2 separate regions of the Homo sapiens genome follow, and region 2 is linked to region 1. The links are chromatin loops, found by intact Hi-C in ENCODE. Cell type or tissue: endothelial cell of umbilical vein. All regions are shown on one strand. Each heading gives the region's core, and the rest is flanking DNA. Links, peaks and the distances in the headings are about the cores only.

Region 1 (2,802 bases), core at 33-2,532:
AATGGCTTTATTTGATTTTTTTTTTCTTTTGTATGATTCAGTGGAGCAGCGTGACTTCATTGGAGTGGACAGCACAGGAAAGAGGCTGCTCTTCATGGCTAATGAAGCAGACTTGGATGAAGAGCTGGTCATTAAGGGATCCATCCTACAGAAGTAAGCCCTAGGGTTTTTTCTTCTGGCAATTCTCCTTGTCTTAAAACAAAATAAAACCACCCAGTGGATGGGAAAGAGGGAATGAAAACTAGACTATACTGTGTGAAATTGACAAAAGTATGTGAATATTTTTCCCATGAGACAGGATGAAGGCTTTTCTTCACTGCATAAGCCTGTTTCCCTGTCTTTTCTTGCCAAGGTAGAGCCAAATCCTGCAAAAGAGTAAAGCAAAGCAGCTGTGAGGAGAACAGGACTGTCTTTCTGACAGTGTTATAAATCCCCTTTAAAAAAAAAAGTGGTAAAAAAAACACATGACATAAAATGTACCATTGTAACCTTTGTTTTTTTGTTTTGTTTTGGTTTGGTTTGGTTTGGCTTTGGTTTTTGTTTTAAGTTTTTTGAGACTGAGTCTCACTCTGTCACCCAGGCTGGAGTACAGTGGTGCAATCTTGGCTCACTGCGACCTCTGCCTCCTGGGTTCAAGTGATTCTCCTGCCTCAGCCTCCTGAGTAGCTGGGATTACAGGTATGCGCCACCACGCCCAGCTAATTTTTGTATTTTTAGTAGAGACGGAGTTTCACCATGTTGGCCAGGCTGGTCTCTAGCTCCTGACCTCAAGTGATCCGCCCACCTCGGCCCCCCAAAGTGCTAGGATTACAGGCGTGAGCCACCGTGCGGCCCATTCTAAGTGGCCTTTTTTTTTGGAGAGGGAGTCTTGCTCTGTTGCCCAGGCTGGAATGCAATGGTGCAATCTTGGCTCACTGTAACCTCCGCCTCCCAGGTTCAAGCGATTCTCCTGCCTCAGCCTCCCAAGCAGCTGGGACTACAGGCATGTGCCACCACACCCAGCTAATTTTTGTATTTTTAGTAGATACGGGGTTTCACCATATTGGCTGGGCTGGTATTGAACTCCTGACCCGTAGTCCACCCGCCTCAGCCCCCAAAGTGCTGGGGATTACAGGAGTGAGCCACCGTGCCCAGCCCTAAGTGGCCATTTTTAAGTGAACAGTTGAGTAGTGTTAAATGTGTTCACATTGTGGTGAAACAGATCTCGAGAACTTTCATCTTGCAAATCTGAAATTCTATACCTATCAAACAACAGCTCCCCTCCCCATTTTTTTCTCCCCGCAAGGCCTTGCTACCCACGATTCTACTTTAAATATCTAAGTGAAATCATACAATATTGGTCTTTTTGTGACTGGCTAATTTTACTTAGCATAATGTCCTCAAGGTTTGTCCATGCCGTAGCATATAACGGATTTCGTTTTTTTTAAGGCTGAATAATACTCCGTTGTATGTATGTAGCCACATTTTGTCATCCATTTATCTTCTGACAGACATTTGAGTTGCTGCCACCTCTTGGCTATTGTGAATAGTGCTGCAGTGAACGTGGGTGTACAGACATCTCTTCAAGACCTTGCTTTCAGTTCTTTTGGATATATATTTAGAAGTGGGATTACTGGATCATATGGTAGAGAACTATGATGTTTAATTTTTTGAGGAAACTACATACTGTTTCCATGGCATTTTCACTATTTTACAATCCCACCAACAGTGCATAAGAGCCCCAGTTTCTCCACACCAGTACTTACATGGTAGCTGGTCTCAGATACAGAAGGAAAAGAGAATTCATTTATGTTATATCAAAACAAATAAAACATCTGGGCAGAGCCATGACTCAAGCATGAGTAAGCTCAAAAGAATCAGAATGTCAGCTGTACAAATATACTACAGAAAACAAAATGAAAGCAAGAAAAATGTCCCGTAAAAGACAAAGAAGCTATCCTGAAAAGAATATAACTCAAGAAACAGAAGAAATTTTCTTAAAACTATGCAACTGTATAACCATAAAACTACTTATTACAACATGAATTTAATAAATAAAAGTTCAGTAATGAGATGATAAAAAAGAGGATATTATAGAACCAAAAAAAAGAGGATTGGCCAGGCATGGTGGCTCACGCCTGTAATTCCAGCACTTTGGGAGGCAGAGGCAGGTGGATCACAAGGTCGGGAGATCGAGACTATCCTGGCTAACACAGTGAAACCCCGTCTCTACTAAAAATACAAAAATTAGCCAGGCGTGGTGGCATGTGCCTGTAGTCCCAGCTACTTGGGAGGCTGAGGCAGGAGAATTGCTTGAACCCAAGAGTCAGGGGTTGCAGTGAGCCTAGATTGCGCTGGGCGACAGAGTGAGACTCGGTCTCAAAAAACAAACAAAAACAAACAAACAAAAAAAGGATTAAATTATTACAGAGTTAATAAATTTTAAAATAGCTAAAGAATGGCATAGACACCACTGAAAATCAAATTATTGACAAAGAGGAATGGTCTGAGATATCAGTGATCTAGGTAAAAAAGAAAATCGTTTAAGAAATTAGAATCTCTGGCTGGGCGCGGTGGCTCACGCCTGTAATCCCAGCACTTTGGGAGGCCTAGGCGGGGGGATCACGAGGTCAGGAGATCAAGACCATCTTGGCTAACACGGTGAAACCCTGTCTCTACTAAAAATACAAAAAATTAGCTGGGTGTGGTGGCAGGCACCTGTAGTCCCAGCTACTCGGGAGGCTGAGGCAGGAGAATGGCATGAACCTGGGAGGCAGAGCTTGCAGTGAGCCGAGATTGCACCGCTGTACTCCAGCCTGGGTG
Region 2 (2,802 bases), core at 181-2,680, 82 kb after region 1:
TGGGCAACATGGCAAAACCCTGTCTATACAAAATTACAAAAATTAGCTAGGTGTGGTGGTGCACACCTGTAGTCCCAGCCATTTGGGAGGTCGAGGTGGGAGGATCCCTTGAGACTGGGAGCTCAAGGCTGCAGTGTGCTGTGAAGGCACCACTGCACTCCAACCTGGGCAACAGAGGGAGATCCTGCCTCAAAAAAAAAAAAAAAAAGGTGGGTTTTGGGGGTGATTCAAGTTCAGTTTTTGAAGATTATCTGCCAAGACAAAAGGACCAAAACATGTACAAAGGCAGGAACGAGGGAACACTGATGTGAGGGAACTATGGGAGAGAAGGCTTTAGCTAGATCACACAGGGCCCTGTGCTCCAAGTGGGCCTTGTGCTTTGGAGCTATCAGATTTGCATGTTAGAGAAATGACTCTGGTCTCAGTGGAGAGAGTGGACTGAAGAGGGCAAGAATGGAAGCCGGGAAGAGTGAACAGAAGAAATCTTGGGCTTTGATTGGGTCGGAAAGAAAGTGTGGCCCTACCCACTTTGATGCCATCTCTAAGACCTACTGCTACCTGACCCCCGACCTCTGGAAGGAGACTGTATTCACCAAGTCTCCCTATCAGGAATTCACTGACCACCTCGTCAAGACCCACACCAGAGTCTCCGCGCAGAGGATCCAGGCTCCAGCTGTGGCTACAACATAGGGTTTTTATACAAGAAAAATAAAGTGAATTAAGCCTGAAAAAAAAAAAAAAGAAAAGAAAAAGAAATTGTGGCCCTAGGCCGGGCGCGGTGGCTCACGCTTGTCATCCCAACACTTTGGGAGGCTGAGGCGGGCGGATATCCTGAGCTCGGGAGTCTGAGACCAACCGGGGCAACATGGCGAAACCCGTTCTCTACCAAAAATACAAAAAGCCGGGCGTGGTGGTGCATGCCTGTGATCCCAGCTACTCGGGAGGCTGAGGTGGGAGGATGGCTTGAGCCTGGAAGGCGGAGCCTGCAAGCCGAGATGGAGCCACTGCACTCCAGCCTGGGTGACAGAGTGAGACCCCGTCTTAAAAAAAAAAAAAAAAGTGTATCCCTAACAGAGCCCGCAAAGGCCCTTTCTCAGCGTAAGCCTCTGGACTTACACTTGGCCGGCGCTGCGCCTCTCCGGGATCCCCCTCCCTCCTCCTCCCTGGGGCCCCGCGGGCGGGAGGGAGGCGCGGGGTGGCCCAGCCTGGGTGGTCTCCCGCCCCGCCCCCTGCGGCGCCGTTACCTAGCAGCGGGCCGGGCCGCGCGGCTAGGGTAATTTGCGGGCCCCTCAGCCAATGGGAGGGCGTCGCCCCGGCCAGCTCCCTTTTCTGGAGCTCCAGCCGCCTCCCGGGGACTGCAGTTGCCACCTCGAGCCCTGCTGTGCGTCTCGGGCCAGCAATTCCGCCTGCGCGCGGGACCCATTCCTCCTCCAGCCGCCGCGGCCCACGGCCCACGGAGCGGGTGAATCCCGGCGCCGCGCCCCGGACCCGCAGCTCCCTGCACTCCTCCCTCCCAGCCGCTTTAACACCCACACCCCACAGTCTCTCCCACGCCCGCGCCTTGGCGGCCCCACTGAATCCCTACGCGGGGCCCAGCGGTACCGGGAGACCGGGCTAGCCTATGGGAGCGCCCAGATAACGCGGGTTGGGGGCGCCCGCGCCCCCCATCCCCGCCAGCATGACTCGATCGCCGCCCCTCAGAGAGCTGCCCCCGAGTTACACACCCCCAGCTCGAACCGCAGCACCCCAGGTGAGTAGAGGGGGAGCTGGAAGAAGGAAGAGAGCGGAGCCAGGTCTGTCACTCGGGCCTCTGCAAGGTTTGTGATGTCTTGAAGTGCCGAGTGTCATTAGATGTCTGAAGGCAAGTGAGAGCCAGCACCGCAAGCAAGTTGTGCGTGTGTGTCGGTGTGTCTGTGCCGGTGTCTCCTCATCGTCTGGCCAGTGAGAATGAATGTCTGTGGGTTCACCTCTGTGTCCACCCGACGACAGGTGTGTGTACATATGTATCCTGCTCTCAGAAAATGGGCCTATGCCGGCCGGGCGCGGTGACTCACGCCTGTAATCCCAACACTGGGAGGCTGAGGCAGGCAGATTACCTGAGGTCAGGAGTTCGAGACCAGCCAGGCCAACATGGGGAAACTCTGTCTCTACTAAAAATAAAAAATTAGCAGGGCGTGGTGGCGGGCGCCTGTAGTCCCAACTACTCGGGAGGCTGAGGCAGGAGAATCTCTTGAACCTGGGAGGCGGAGGTTGCAGTCAGCCGAGATCACACCACTGCACTCCAGCCAGGGCAACAGAGCGAGACTGCGTCTCAAAAAAAAAAAAAAAAAAAAAAAGGAGAGAAAACAAAAAGAAAAGAAAGGAAAATAGGCCTATGCCTTCCTCAGGTGTGTGCTGGGGATGGTGGGTGTTACATCTTCCAAGTCTGGGCCTGTGTCTGTGTTGGTGCTCCCTGTCCCACATCCAGAAATCAAGAAGCGAGGGCTGGGCAGCAGATATACAGGGTGAGAAGGGAAGGATTTCATGCATTGTTGCAGTGATGCCTGGCTGACCCTTCTCTTTCCATCCCAGATCCTAGCTGGGAGCCTGAAGGCTCCACTCTGGCTTCGTGCTTACTTCCAGGGCCTGCTCTTCTCTCTGGGATGCGGGATCCAGAGACATTGTGGCAAAGTGCTCTTTCTGGGACTGTTGGCCTTTGGGGCCCTGGCATTAGGTCTCCGCATGGCCATTATTGAGACAAACTTGGAACAGCTCTGGGTAGAAGGTAAGTTGTGGACACTGGCCATAGCTGCTCAGGTATGG

Evidence for each region. A loop is a pair of places that touch in the nucleus more often than their neighbours do. Peaks named below come from ENCODE experiments on the same cell type or tissue, not always from the same donor. Only the 100,000 strongest peaks of a DNase experiment are listed, where the experiment ranks them.
Region 2: a loop joins it to region 1, with 2.3 times the contacts of the local background. A loop is called at or near these places in 2 of 110 quality-filtered maps.

Annotation. Positions count from the first base shown.
Region 1 is chr1:44,923,979-44,926,780 of GRCh38, reverse strand. It overlaps EIF2B3 (eukaryotic translation initiation factor 2B subunit gamma), which reads left to right. Exons shown (of 12, transcript NM_020365.5): 5 at 42-153. Among named protein-coding and RNA genes, the nearest start is that of EIF2B3, 61 kb to the left of the region's middle. In endothelial cell of umbilical vein, for the core only: a CTCF peak has its summit at 1,558 (motif pointing left); a DNase peak (open chromatin) is centred at 1,640; H3K27ac peaks cover 1,553 bases.
Region 2 is chr1:44,841,809-44,844,610 of GRCh38, reverse strand. PTCH2 (patched 2) reads left to right here and starts at 1,358. Exons shown (of 22, transcript NM_003738.5): 1 at 1,358-1,750; 2 at 2,572-2,764. The coding sequence starts at 1,679. RefSeq lists a silencer at 1,143-1,412. In endothelial cell of umbilical vein, for the core only: no CTCF peak of the experiment used is centred there; a DNase peak (open chromatin) is centred at 1,210; H3K4me3 peaks cover 880 bases.